Regions from separate parts of the Homo sapiens genome. Here regions 2, 3 and 4 are each linked to region 1. Evidence: chromatin contacts called from ENCODE Hi-C or POLR2A ChIA-PET data. All regions are on one chromosome and are shown on one strand. Each heading gives the region's core, a stretch centred on a gene start or an enhancer-like site at or near the end of the contact. The rest is flanking DNA. Distances are from core to core; before and after follow the strand shown.

What was found. Hi-C counts contacts between places; a loop is a spot of excess contacts on that map. ChIA-PET counts read pairs that join two places held with the same protein, here RNA polymerase II (POLR2A). Pooled maps may share reads with other maps.
Region 2: a loop to region 1 is called in a map of naive thymus-derived CD4-positive, alpha-beta T cell, with 10 times the contacts of the local background. The contact joins the promoter of ZSCAN23 here to the enhancer-like site in region 1. A Hi-C loop is called at or near these places in 1 of 168 maps with a recorded cell type or tissue (naive thymus-derived CD4-positive, alpha-beta T cell), 1 of 37 single-sample maps with no recorded cell type and 8 of 50 pooled maps.
Region 3: a map of CD4-positive, alpha-beta memory T cell shows a loop between it and region 1 (11-fold over the local background). The contact joins the promoter of ZSCAN12 here to the enhancer-like site in region 1. A Hi-C loop is called at or near these places in 1 of 168 maps with a recorded cell type or tissue (CD4-positive, alpha-beta memory T cell), 4 of 37 single-sample maps with no recorded cell type and 8 of 50 pooled maps. POLR2A ChIA-PET finds 5 or more read pairs at or near these places in 5 of 52 experiments (HepG2, MCF 10A, WTC11 and 2 more).
Region 4: a pooled map shows a loop between it and region 1 (3-fold over the local background). The contact joins the promoter of H2AC15 here to the enhancer-like site in region 1. A Hi-C loop is called at or near these places in 2 of 37 single-sample maps with no recorded cell type and 3 of 50 pooled maps. POLR2A ChIA-PET finds 5 or more read pairs at or near these places in 8 of 52 experiments (CD4-positive, alpha-beta memory T cell, HEK293, HEK293T and 4 more).

Annotation. Positions count from the first base shown.
Region 1 is chr6:28,103,264-28,106,470 of GRCh38, forward strand. No RefSeq gene overlaps it. Among named protein-coding and RNA genes, the nearest start is that of ZSCAN16, 20 kb to the right of the region's middle. RefSeq lists an enhancer at 2,316-2,455. Within about 2 kb of position 1,513, at least 36 of the 41 ENCODE cell types and tissues checked have a DNase peak (open chromatin) inside an H3K27ac peak, as active enhancers do.
Region 2 is chr6:28,441,946-28,445,152 of GRCh38, forward strand. ZSCAN23 (zinc finger and SCAN domain containing 23) reads right to left here and starts at 1,546. Exons shown (of 4, transcript NM_001012455.2): 1 at 1,454-1,546. RefSeq lists enhancers at 1,345-1,855, 1,429-1,478, 1,649-1,728.
Region 3 is chr6:28,398,000-28,401,206 of GRCh38, forward strand. It overlaps ZSCAN12 (zinc finger and SCAN domain containing 12), which reads right to left and starts at 1,748. Exons shown (of 4, transcript NM_001163391.2): 1 at 1,658-1,748; 2 at 5-474. The coding sequence starts at 406. LOC105374998 (a long non-coding RNA gene) reads left to right here and starts at 1,820. Exons shown (of 2, transcript XR_926659.2): 1 at 1,820-1,908. RefSeq lists a silencer at 801-870 and an enhancer at 1,882-2,131.
Region 4 is chr6:27,836,665-27,839,871 of GRCh38, forward strand. H2AC15 (H2A clustered histone 15) reads right to left here and starts at 1,711. Exons shown (of 1, transcript NM_003510.3): 1 at 1,216-1,711. The coding sequence starts at 1,675. The coding sequence ends at 1,283. H2BC15 (H2B clustered histone 15) reads left to right here and starts at 1,905. Exons shown (of 1, transcript NM_003520.4): 1 at 1,905-2,446. The coding sequence starts at 1,998. The coding sequence ends at 2,378. RefSeq lists enhancers at 1-778, 867-956, 1,027-1,076, 1,347-1,456, 1,527-1,616 and 3 more.

The sequences.
Region 1 (3,207 bases), core at 263-2,762:
GAAAGGATTAAAAAGAATAATAAACTGAGTGGATGCAGGAATTTGGGGAAAGAGAATAGGAAAAATTGTAAAAGGTTATACAAAGTTTGTGGAAATCTTATCTTGCATGGTCAAAGCTGATGAGAATAGATGGATCTGTTTATAAGGTATTATTAAAATTAGGTTTAATATTAACAATGCACTGATACAAAGTAGAATTTTATTTTCTTGCTTGAACAATATAGTATTAATAAGAGATATAAGACTAGTGTTCATCTTTTGAATAAACTGTTAAAAATTTAAAAAGGAGAGAGAGAGACAGATTCTTGTTTGAAAAACTGAATCTCCTCTCTTTCAAAGAGTAAAGGTTTACGCTTTTTGAAATATTTCAATTATCACTTTGGCTAAATAAATGATTATTATGACCTGTGATCTTAGTTTTGATATCAAAGGTTTTAAGACTTTGATATTTGACATAATTCCCAAAATCAAATTTCAAATTCTAAAATTAAGTATTTTCTATAAGGAATGCCTGATAGTCCAAGAGAGACATATTAGGCTTATTTGGTTAAAATCACACAGGAAACACTGTCAAATAAGAAATGGCATTTAACTTTTGTTGATTAGAAGATGTGGGAAAAGGCAAAAAAAAAAAAAACCCAAAACTTTCAGTCACATTTGTATAAATGTGTTATTAACATGTGTTCCGAAATTGTATATTCCTAAATTCTGATGTGTCTTGGTATATGTTATCAGTCATAATTATGATTATGGCAAATTTTGTAGGCTACAGAAATAACCAGATTTTCTTGTTAATTGTGTGTTTAACCATGGCTACTCTAAGCCTTTTGCCATCCACAGACAATTATTGTCTTACTTTACTTCTCAAAAAGTGATTTACAATTCGCTACAGTCTAAAATTTTATTTTCCTTAAAGGAAATTCATGGAAAGGACACTGCCAAGTACTCTTGAATGCAGGTTTCTGATAACTTTGGAAATCACACCACTGGACTAGCTAAAAACTTCCAGAACTCTTAAAAAAAAAAAAACTGATGGATTCATGAAGATTACTAACCCAACATCAAGCAGAACAAGAATTAATAACATGGGCCTAACCTAATAGAGGACTGCATTTATCTTTTATGACTTTTTGTTTGAAACAATTCTGATTCTTTCTACATTTGTTTTCCAGAGTCAAGAAAAAATTCATTTTTATTTTGAGCCATTTATGGTTACAGTGATTGGGAAAAGTGTACTTTTGTGAGAAAACTGAAACTCCAGGTCGGTGGACAGAAATGAAGTCTGGGGAGGTTCCCGCCTGCCGACCTGAGCGGGGAGGACTGACGGACTCAACGCTGCGAAGCTGGAACTCAAACCCTTTCTTTCGGATGAGACAAGTTGTGAAACAAAACCCCATGCCCAAGTGACCCCATTTGGAGACTCCGCGGCGCGCACTGGGGACCCCACACGCTGCACACCTCTCTGAAGCCGCTGGAAGCTGGGGCGCAAGGCCGGAAGGGGTTCGCAGACGCACTTCCGCCAGCGGCCAGGCAGGGCGCAGAGGAGCTAGTTAGAGCTGGGCTGGAGCTGCCACCCAGCCCAGGTAGTAAGACTGGCAGGAAGAGAGCAGGACGCCGCCGCCCGAGTCCCCCAGCTCAGCCAGGTGCGGGCGGGAGGAGCCCCGTCCTTGCTTAGCCCCGCGCTGGAAGCGCCGTCCGAGACACTGCACGGGGCAGACTGGTGGGTGTCCCGGCCCTGGCACCGCGGGGTTGCCCTAGCCAACCGGAGCCCAGCTCCCCCACGCGGGCCGGACGTTTCCCCAGACGTTGCGAAGTCCGACTCTGGTTCACAGATGCCGACCTGGTCGGTCTATGCGGACCACCCTTTTCTCCAACGTGACCGCCGACTATTGGAAGTTTTTTGTGATCTGTCAGGCCCTGATGGCTTAAGGAACATAGCCAGATCTTCCCGAGTCCGAGGCTCGTTATGGTTGTCCACTGATGATCTGCCATTTCGTTTATGTTACAGAATAAACAGGGAAAGTGTTTGTAGTCTGGTTGGTTAACACTGTATTTTGCCTTATTCTTTCAAAGATCTAAACTAGTGGAAGGCAACCTGTAGAACCCGCTTCCATGTCCTTTATCTTGAATGATTCCTGAAACAGCCTTTCTCCAAACCTGCTCCAGAAGTCCCTGAATTAATCCTTAGAGCCCAGGAAGTGAAGATGTCTTTCAAAGATGCCGATTGGGTAACAGAAGCTAAGCACAGAGAAGGCAGTAGAGGGCCTTATTGCGTGGTCCTAAGTTGTGTGCCAAAAAACAGAGAAGTGTCCCTGAGCACCAGGTGTGGTCTCCCCTGCCAGCCCCTCGATGACCAGGTCATAAAGATAACTGCAATCCTTTACTGAGGTCTTACTAAGTGCTAGGCACTGAGTCTAATGCTTTCCAGGCACTGCATCTAATGCTTTTTGTAATTTTTCTTAAAAAAAAAACCCTATATTATCAGGTCTGTGGTTTAATCACATTGTACCAATACTATTTTTTGGCCTTGCAATTGTGCTATGGTTATGTAAGATTTTAATATAATAGGAAGCTGGGTGAAGGATATAGGGACTGTTCTATACCTTTTTGGAAATTTTCTGTAAGTTTAAAATTAGTTCAAAATAAAAAGTTACAAACAAAATTAGAAGCTTGTTTTTAACGGCAGAAAAGGAATAAAAATTTAGAGATTAAGCCACTACACATAAGAGAATGTGACAACATTCGAGCCCAGGGCTTTTGGAATCCTCAGCCCATGCCCTTCACCACTGCCCACCATGTTAATCCTGGGTAACAGATAGGCCCTGCCTAAATCAGTTACGCACACAGCCCCCTACCTATGTTAACATAATTTTACTATTCAACTGTCTTTGCTAATGTGATACTACTATTCCACTGTCTTTATCAACATGACTTTACTATTCCAGGACATTATTGCTGTAGGAGATAAAAATTGCAAATAATTATTTTTGTTTCAAGAACTTCCCCCTCAAAAAATCTATTTAAATGAACATCAAATTCTTCAACTTTCAATAATTAGTATCCAGACTTTTTGAAACCCTCACCTCAAAACCTTCATCTTAATGAATGTGTCCATCAATCTTAAATTATTGTATCACCATCCTTGCCCAGTCCTAATTCTGCTTTGAAAGATCAGCATCACACCATCACTGGCCATCAGAGAAATGC
Region 2 (3,207 bases), core at 296-2,795, 340 kb after region 1:
GGCTCACTTGCAACCTCTGCCTCCCAGGTTCAAGCAATCCTCCTGCCTCAGCTTCCGGAGTAGCTGGGATTACAGGGACCCACCACCACTCCTGGCTCATTTTTGCATTTTTAGTAGGATGGAGTTTCACCATATGGGTCAGGCTGGTCTCGAACTCCCGACCTCACGTGATCTGCCCACCTCGGCCTCCCAAAGTGCTGGGATTACAGGCATGAACCATAGTGCCAGGCCATCTGTGAATTTTAACGCAGTGATCTTGGGCAAGTTAGTTGATTTTTCTAAGCCTCAAGCTCATATATGAAATGAGGTCAACAACTGCCTTGCCAACTTGTTGAGAATATTAAATGAGATAATGCATACAAAGTGTTTTTGCACAAAACCTGGCATATAAACATGCAAATTAATCTTTTAATAAGATAATGTACAATTTTGGTACAATGGTAGTTTAATTAATAGTTGCTACTTTCCCTTAGGGCCAAGACTGTAATCTTTTTCTATTGCTCAAAGAACAAGATGAGTGGGTGAAAACATGCACACAAACCAATAAAACGGCTGTTTCATCAGGTTTGCAGAAACACTGAAAGATATACGTCTTCAGATATATTCTCTCCAATCAAATCCTAACTAGAAGCCCAGGACTACTGAGGTACAAAAGAAGGACGGGATTCAAATGAGCGAAGTAACTTCCCGGGTTATAGCTGTAAAGCTAATATAGGAACAGAGTGGAGTTAGCATAGCAAAGGTTTTAAGAAAATGGAGTCTGGAGCCAAATTGCCTGTATTTGAATCCTGCCTACACCCCTTACTCGCTCTACGACCTTGGGCAAGTTACTAACTTCATTTTCTTCTTGTATGTTAATTTTAAAAAGGGGCGGGACAGAGAGGTGGGGTGTAGTCTACATAATAATAGTGTCTATCTCATAGAGTTATGAGAAGCAGATAATATTTGTAAAGTGCTTAGAACAGTGCTGGGCTGGCACATAGTAGATGCTATTTATTCTTTTAAAAAATTCGATAGCAGCAAGAGCCTTTATACTATGTGAGTTAGACTAAGAAAGGCTGTGGCATAGTTTAAAACTATCCCTGCTCATTCTTTAAAATAAGTCCACAGTAGAGAATAAGACATCGGAAAATACAAACATTTCTTCATATCCGAATCTATTTGAATCCTAAGATGCAGATACGGAGAGTTCAGAGTGCCATCAGTACAGGGCAGAGAGGTTGAAGAGCTCAGGAACAGACATAGGGTGGGGGAAAGGGGTAGGGGCAACGACGCTGACTTTTGGTTAACAAAGCCCTTCCAGGCTGCGGAGCAACCTCCTCTGCCCTTCACCTGCCCGGCCCATCTCTGGCCAAGAAGACCCTGCCGCCAAATCCCCACACCCAGTCCAGGTCGCAGTGCACAGACTGGCCCTTCCGAAGCCCCTCAGCGGTAGCCCGACTCCGAAGCTCACCGAGGCATCCGTGAGAGGAGATGCCACCTAGCGCAGATCACATCTGCTCTGAATCCTTGACAACCGCAGCCCAAAGAATGATAAACTACAAAGGCCGGAAATGCGTCACCGCGGCCCGCTCTCCGCGAAACAGCGGTTCCGGCTGTGTTCCTTCTAGGAAGGCCGGAGGTTTCCACACCTCTGTGGTCGTCACTCTGAATCCCGTCTGTAGTCTTAAGTGAGATACTAGGTGACACATTGTCTTCCACGCGGCAATATAATAACGGCCAACATAGTGTTTTAACACGTATTAATTCATTACCCCGCATAACAACCCTGTGAGTTAGGTACAATTATCTCCATTTAACAGGTGAGGAAACTGAAGCACATTTCTACATTTATTAGTTGCCATTTCCTGCAAAGAATACCCTTTCTTTTCCCTGCCGTCTCATTTTATCACGATGAACTCATGGATTCCTTTACAAATAATTACTGTTATTATTATGTTGATGCTCAAATTATTTAAAATTTGGTCAGTTGGAGCCCTTTCACACTGCTCCCTCTCTTTTCTTTTTTTGACAAAGTCTCCAGGCTGGAGTGCAGTGGATGCGATCTCAGCTCACTGCAACCTCCGCATTCCGGGTTCAAGTGATCCTCCTGTCTCGGCCTCCTGAGTATCTGGGATTACAAGAACACACCACTATGCCTTAGTGAGGCTGGTCTTGAACTCCTGTCCCTCAAGTGATCCGCTCCCTCGGCCTCCGAAAGGGCTGGGATTACAGAAGTGAGCCACCGCACCCGGCCACAAACAGGTTTCTATGTCCTTTGATAAGTTCCCAACAGTTTTTGTGCACTTCACTTTCTCACAAAAGATATTTCAGTCCCATTTTATACTATTCCTACCCTAAACCTAGAATCACCATTGCTTCATGAAGCTACAGTACATCAGTGAAAAATGGTATATAGAAACCAAGATCTGGATTTCGGGCAATGAATAACCTCATTGCTACTGTGTCTGGCATTGGTTCCTGCCAGTCTACTGTGTCCAGAATTGGCTCCTTCCAGTGGGTTCCTGCTCTGACTTCAAGAATGAAGCCGCGGATACTCACGGTGAGCATTACAGTTCTTAAAGATGGTGTGTCTGGACTTTGTTCCTTCTGCTGTTCAGATGCGTCCAGAGTTTCTTCCTTCCGGTGGGTTCGTGGTCTCACTTGACTTCAGGAGTGAGGTCGTAAACCTTTGCAGTGAGTGTTACAACTCCTAAGGGTGGCGTGCCTGCAGTTGCTTCTTCCTTCTGGTGGGTTCGTGGTCTCGCTGACTTAAGGACTGAAGCTGCAGACCATCGTAGTGAGCATTACAATGCTTAAAAGTAGTGCAGACCCAAAAACTGAAAAGTGGTAAGGTTTTATTGTGAAAAGGGAAAGAACAAAGATCCCACAGCACAAAAATCAATGCTAGCAGGTTGTCACTGCTGACTGGGGCGGGGGTGGTAGCCAGCTTTTATTCCCTTATTCAGCCCCGCCCACATCCTGCTGATTGGCCCATTTTACAGAGTGCTGATTGGTCCATCTTTACAGAGTGCCGCTTGGTGTGTTTACAAACCTTTAGCTAGACACAGAGTGCTGATTGGTGCATTTTTACAGAGTGCTGATTGGTGCATTTACAAATCTTCAGCTAGACACAGAGTGCTGATTGGTGCATTTACAAATCTTCAGCTAGACACAGTGCTGATTGGTGTGTTTACAATCCTTTAGCTAGACAGAAAAGTTCTCCAT
Region 3 (3,207 bases), core at 498-2,997, 290 kb after region 1:
TCACCTGCTCTCCTGGTTCATCCAGTTCTCTCTCTAAATCCTCCAGCACAGTCACCACCTCCTCCCCACTCTCTGGATGCTGCTCCTGCACCCAGGCCTGGAGCTCCTCAGGTAGGATGGTCAGGAACTGCTCCAGCACCAGCAGCTCCAGAATCTGTTCTTTGGTGTGGGTCTCTGGCCTCAGCCACTGATGGCAAAGTTCTCGGAGTCGGCTCAAAGCCTCACGGGGACCAGATGTCTCCTGGTAGCAGAACTGTCTGAAGTACTGACGGAAGACCTCTCTGCTATGGGTGTTGTTTTTACGCAGGTCCCAATCCTGTCTGGTGGTATATTTCTCTTCCTCTATCTTTACTTCCAAAGGTTCATCCTGGTCCATGTGGGCCTGGATAGCCCAAGTAGATGCCATTTTAGCTGTGCTAGAACTACCGGTGTTTCAAGTAAGATCTCACCTGGAAACTGTATTCCTGGACAGTCCTGAAGAATAAGCCATCATTATTAATACAAACTCCACCATAAAGTAAAACTGCAAATTCTGAGAACTTAACTATGACCTTTGAAATCTGACCTCCGGATTAATGTACAATACTTACTCAGAAAAATACTCTGATAGAAAAGACTTAAGATTAGACCGATTTAGGCCGGGCACAGTGGCTCACGCCTGTAATCCCAGCACTTTGGGAGGCCGAGTCGGGCGGATCACGAGGTCAGGAGATCGAGACCATCCTGGCTAACATGGTGAAACCCCGTCTCTACTAAAAATACAAAAAAAAAAAAAAAAAAAAAATTAGCCGGGCGTGACGGCGGGCGCCTGTAGTCCCAGCTACTCAGGAGGCTGAGGCAGGGGAATGGCGTGAACCCGGGAGGCGGAGCTTGCAGTGAGCCGAGATCGCGCCACTGCACTCCAGCCTGGGCGACAGAGCGAGACTCCGTCTCAAAAAAAAAAAAAAAGATTAGACTAATTTAAAGAGAAAGACTGAGGAAAGGTGCCAAGTTGTTTCAGGACTTAAGAGTAAGACTTGTTGGTAAACTTATTCTCATTTGGTCCTAAATGAAAGACAAATGGAATAAAACTAACATTTAGATCAAGTAAATAATAATAACAAAAGGTTAGGACATCCTTGATTAGTTACTTTTATCTTTTGAATGTCCAGATGTCTGGTGGAAACCATGAAATCACAAAAGCTACAGTCATGTAAATTTATTTCTTCAGGGACTTAATCTTTCTGCTCCTCATTCTTCATTTATAAAGTGAGAAGGCTGAAGAGGTTACTCTTTAAGGCTTCCCTCTAACCTCGTGGTCTGTGATTATAATCTGAAGTGAGGAAGGCCCAGGAAAGGGTCCCTAGGACGCCGGCGAGCGTCTGTGACCCACCACTGTCCAGAAATGTCGGTAAGCGCTGAACCCAAGGATACACAGCCCGAAGCAAACGCGGAAGGTATGGGCCTTACAGCCTGGAATTGCTGCAGAGACTGGGAGCCAAACCCTCATCCTAATGTCCCAACGCACTTTGGGGAGGGAGAGCTTCCCGCGGATCCGCCTGGGTTTGGGAGGACCGGGGTCCACTCTGCACCGGCCAGGGCCTGAGGGGCCCAGCAGCTGGAATACAGCAATCTCCCGCCCACCTGCTCGCAGCGTACAGAGCACAACATCGCTCACCTGCGGCCCCCAGGGCCAGAAGAGAACTCCCTCCTACGGAGCGAAGGCAAGAGGCCTCGAACCCTTTTGGGACCCGGAACCCATCAAAAGTGACCCACAAAGGCCGGAAGCGGCCACGGGGGGTCTAAGAACCAGCCCGCGCGGGGCGCACTTCCGCGGCCGCTCTAGGAAGGGAGCGAAAGGGGCTTTCAACTCGGTAGTGTTTCCGCGCGTCTACGTGAGAGGAAGGTTGATGGCTTTCAGGCCCGCTGGTAAATGGAACGGGTTTATCTTCTCCTCTTCTTTACCCAGCCATTGTCCACACTTCCCCCGACCCGATGGGTGGTCGAGGCTTGTAGAACTGATCTTAAGACAGGGAAATCCCTTGCGTCTCCATTCACTTTGGGATTCTGTGTCTCTGAGGTTAGAGATGCCTCAAAGGGATGTTCTCCGGGGGACCTTCCCAAATCCGCGCTTAGCGGTGGCGAAGGGACTTCTTCCACACAGACTTCTCAAGGGCCAGCCGGCTGGTTTCTGCCGGCTCTTTCGCCATCCACGATTCTTTTGATGTTCTCTTTTATGTGCTGATGTATGATTATATGTCAGAAAACCCGGTTCAATGGAAAAACTATAAAAAAAGGATAATTTAGTAAAATAGCAAGATATAAAGTTAACACACTAAAATCAACGACCTTCATATATGTGAATAATCAATGATAACGAGTTACGAGATATAATGGAAGAGAAGACCATATTTACAAGAGCAGCAAAAAAGTGAAACTAGGAATAAACTTAACAAGAAATGAACAAAACTTCTATGGGGAAAGCTTTAAAACATTCCTAAAAGGCCAAGTATACATTTAAACAAACAGAAAGCGATATGAGGTTCTTGGAAAGACTCAAAGAGGTCAGTCCTCCCTAAATACGTATGCAACTGTAGTATTCCAACAAAAATATCAACAAATATTGTTCTGGAATTAGATAAACTGATTATAAAATTCATGTGGGGAAATAAGAATAGCCAGGAAACCCATGAAAAAGAAAAATGGTGAGGGTCAACCTTATCAGATACTGGAACATACCCATATAATTTTAGTGTATTAACAGAGAGAAAGAATAGACCAGAAATGGATCCAGGTATGTAAGGATATTGAGTAAATGATGAAGGTGACACCACATATCAACAGGGAAATGAAGAACTTAGAAGTTGTGCTGGGATGATAACCGTTTGGCAAAGGTAAAACTGGATTTGTATTTCCCACCACACATCACAATAGAGATAAATTCTAAATGGATCTGAGATCTAAATATAAAAAATCCACCTATACATGTATTAGAAGAAAACATGAATAATAATTCTAACACGTGGGAATAGGGAAACATTATCTAACCATATGACTCAAAATCTAAAACCCATAAAAATAATAAATCTGGCTACATGAAAATAAAATGTATTGCTTGTCAAAAAAAAATAAGGAAAGAAAAAGGCTTGCAACATATCACAGGCAAGGGCTAGTTTTCCAAATACCTAAAGAGCTCCTAAAAGTTGAGAATAACCAATAACCCAATAG
Region 4 (3,207 bases), core at 461-2,960, 270 kb before region 1:
CTAAAAGCCCAAGTAAGGAGCAAAGGTTAGTTTACCAATTTTATCTCTGGAACCCAGGTACACTGAAAAGTATTATTTAGCTAGCTTTCAGTCCTCTGTAATACAGAAAGTAAATATCTGACACTAGGTTCATTTGAAACACTCTTGCTCTGTCACACAAGCTGGACTGCAGTGGTGCAATCATAGCTCATTGCAGCCTCGAACTCCTGGGCTCAAGTGATCCTTCTGGTCTCAGCCTCCCGAGTAGCTAGGACTACAGGCTATGAGACGCCAGGCACGGTTAGTTATTTTACTTTTGTAAAGATCAGGCTGGCTTCGAACTCCAAGGCTCTAGCGGTCCTTCCGCCTCGGCTTCCCAAAGCGGTTCTGTTTACCGGATGGTGCCAAACAGTTCCAGGCTCTTGGTGCCCGGTAGAAATTGGACGACACACACACAGATAGCAAAGCAAAGCAGCAAAAGTTTAGTAAACAGAGTATTACACTCTCGGGGGTGGGAGAGAGCGGACTGACCTCTGCGAGGTGAGATCAGCGTCAGCTTGCTGTAGTTTGAGTCATTTTATGTGTGTGCGTGCGTGTGTGTATGTTTTCTGTTCCCAGTGCTGCCTAATCTATAGCCAGCATCTGCCCTTTTATTGATAGGTTTGTTGCTTACTTTGTCCTCTGTGGCTTGTGCCTCTATCTTATAATCTTAAATATATGCATGATATGTAGCCCATATGCATGAACCTTAAGTAGCTGATTATCATACGGGCTTTTGTTAAGGATACTTTTCCTCTCTAATACGCATGCCCATCTCTGAAGAGCTGCCTCTTAAACTGGTTTGTTCCAGATCTTGCCGGCCACGAGGTCCTTGCTCACATTATCTCTTTTGTTTCGGCTGCAAAAGGTTCACTGCTTGTTATCTCGCTTCTTGTTCACCCGCCCATCTACCTTACTTCTGCCCTTTGCTTTTACTTATTCTGCCCTCTAACTTTCAGCTCCCTTTGTTATTCTCTTGCCTCACTTTTCTTATTGTTTCAGCTGTATTGCAGGCGCGAGCTGCCGCGCCTAAATTTCTTGATGTACCGTAAACATTTCAATGTCTACTTTCTATCTCAAAACAATGTGGTGTAAAAGCCGTTTAGTTTTGCTTCATCTCCATACAGCATTCCAGTGCCATTGCAAAATGACTCGACTATCAGATAAAACTGAACACAGCTCTACTTGGTGAAAAAGTAGGTGGCTCTGAAAAGAACCTTTTTGGTTTGGACCGAGGTATGAGTAATGAACTGCTCCAGCCCCGCTACTTGCCCTTGGCCTTGTGGTGGCTCTCAGTTTTCTTAGGCAGCAGCACGGCCTGGATATTGGGCAGGACACCACCCTGGGCGATGGTCACTTTACCAAGCAGCTTGTTGAGCTCCTCGTCGTTGCGGATGGCCAGCTGCAAGTGGCGCGGGATGATGCGGGTCTTCTTGTTGTCGCGGGCCGCGTTGCCAGCCAGTTCCAGGATCTCGGCGGTTAGGTACTCCAACACCGCCGCCAGGTACACCGGCGCTCCGGCACCGACCCGCTCAGCGTAGTTGCCCTTGCGGAGCAGTCGGTGCACTCGGCCCACTGGGAACTGAAGACCCGCCCTTGAAGAACGGGTCTTAGCCTTGGCGCGAGCTTTGCCGCCCTGCTTGCCACGTCCCGACATGACGTAAAAAATTCAATCAGTAACGTTCCTGAGACTGACGTAACGCTAAAGCTCCGCTACTTATAGTCAACAGAGGCACGAAAACTAAGCTGTGCTATTGGCTAACATTACAGTTTCGCTTTAACCAATGGGATTGCGGTTTTGAAAAACACTTATTTTGATTGGACAAAGTTAATATACGTTTCCAGGACTCACCACTGGTTAAACGCACAACTTCATTCTCTACCCCACTTGCGTTAAGAAGCAGTGAATAAGCGGTAGGTTGACAGAGCTACCGTCTTCCTGTTTTTTTCCTCCAATTTTCCGGCAGTTACTCCCAGTCATGCCCGAGCCCTCAAAGTCCGCTCCTGCCCCGAAGAAAGGCTCCAAGAAGGCAGTGACAAAGGCCCAGAAGAAGGACGGCAAGAAGCGCAAGCGCAGCCGCAAGGAGAGCTACTCCGTGTACGTGTACAAGGTGCTGAAGCAGGTCCACCCCGACACCGGTATCTCGTCCAAGGCCATGGGCATCATGAACTCCTTCGTCAATGACATCTTCGAGCGCATCGCCGGCGAGGCTTCCCGCCTGGCGCATTACAACAAGCGCTCGACCATCACCTCCAGGGAGATCCAGACGGCCGTGCGCCTGCTGCTGCCAGGGGAGCTGGCCAAGCACGCGGTGTCGGAGGGCACCAAGGCCGTCACCAAGTACACCAGTTCCAAGTGAGCCCGCCCACCGCGGAACGTTCGGTCAGTCTCGGCCCACACCCCAAAGGCTCTTTTCAGAGCCACTCAGTCTTCCCAAAGAGAACTGGCACTCACTGTTCTTACAGCAGGTATTTCTTACTTGCTACAAAGACGATTTCCAAGATTCCTTTAGCCTTGTTAGAAACTAATTTTGGCTCAAGCCTCTAATCCCGGTTCGGGAAACCGAAGCGGGTGGCTCACCTGAGGTTAGAAGTTCGAGACGAGCCTAGCCAACATGGTGAAACCCGTCTCTACTAAAAGTACAAAAAAATAGCTGGGCGTGGTGGCGGACGCCTGTAATCCCAGCTACCCGGGAAGCTGAGGCAGGAGAATCGCTTGAACCCGGCAGATGGAGGTTGCAGTGAGCCGAGATCGGGCCATTGCACCCCAGCCTGGGCAGTAAGAGCGAAACTCTGTCTCAAAAAAGAAAGAAAAAGAAAAGAAATTAATTAGCACTGCAGTGTACTGCATGTTGCAGCAACGCTTGAGACAATTTTATATCTGAAGAAGGATGAGGTTTATCATCAGACAAACCTAGTAAAGGGAAAATTCAGTTCCTGTTGACCCCAAAGAAAATATAATACTTAAGTGTCACTGGTAAAATATCCACAGTGCTTCCGGCGCTCTGTCCCTAAACTTCATGTGTACTTTAGTAATGAAGCAGTTGGCACACACACAAACGTACAAATCGACTTGTTTGTTTTGAGAGTGGTGCTGTTTCTCCTCCCTTGTCCCCAGTTTGGATTTGCTAAATATTAAGATAGAAAGGCAGTAGAAAAAAGTTTGAACCCAGTTTACAGCACCGTACA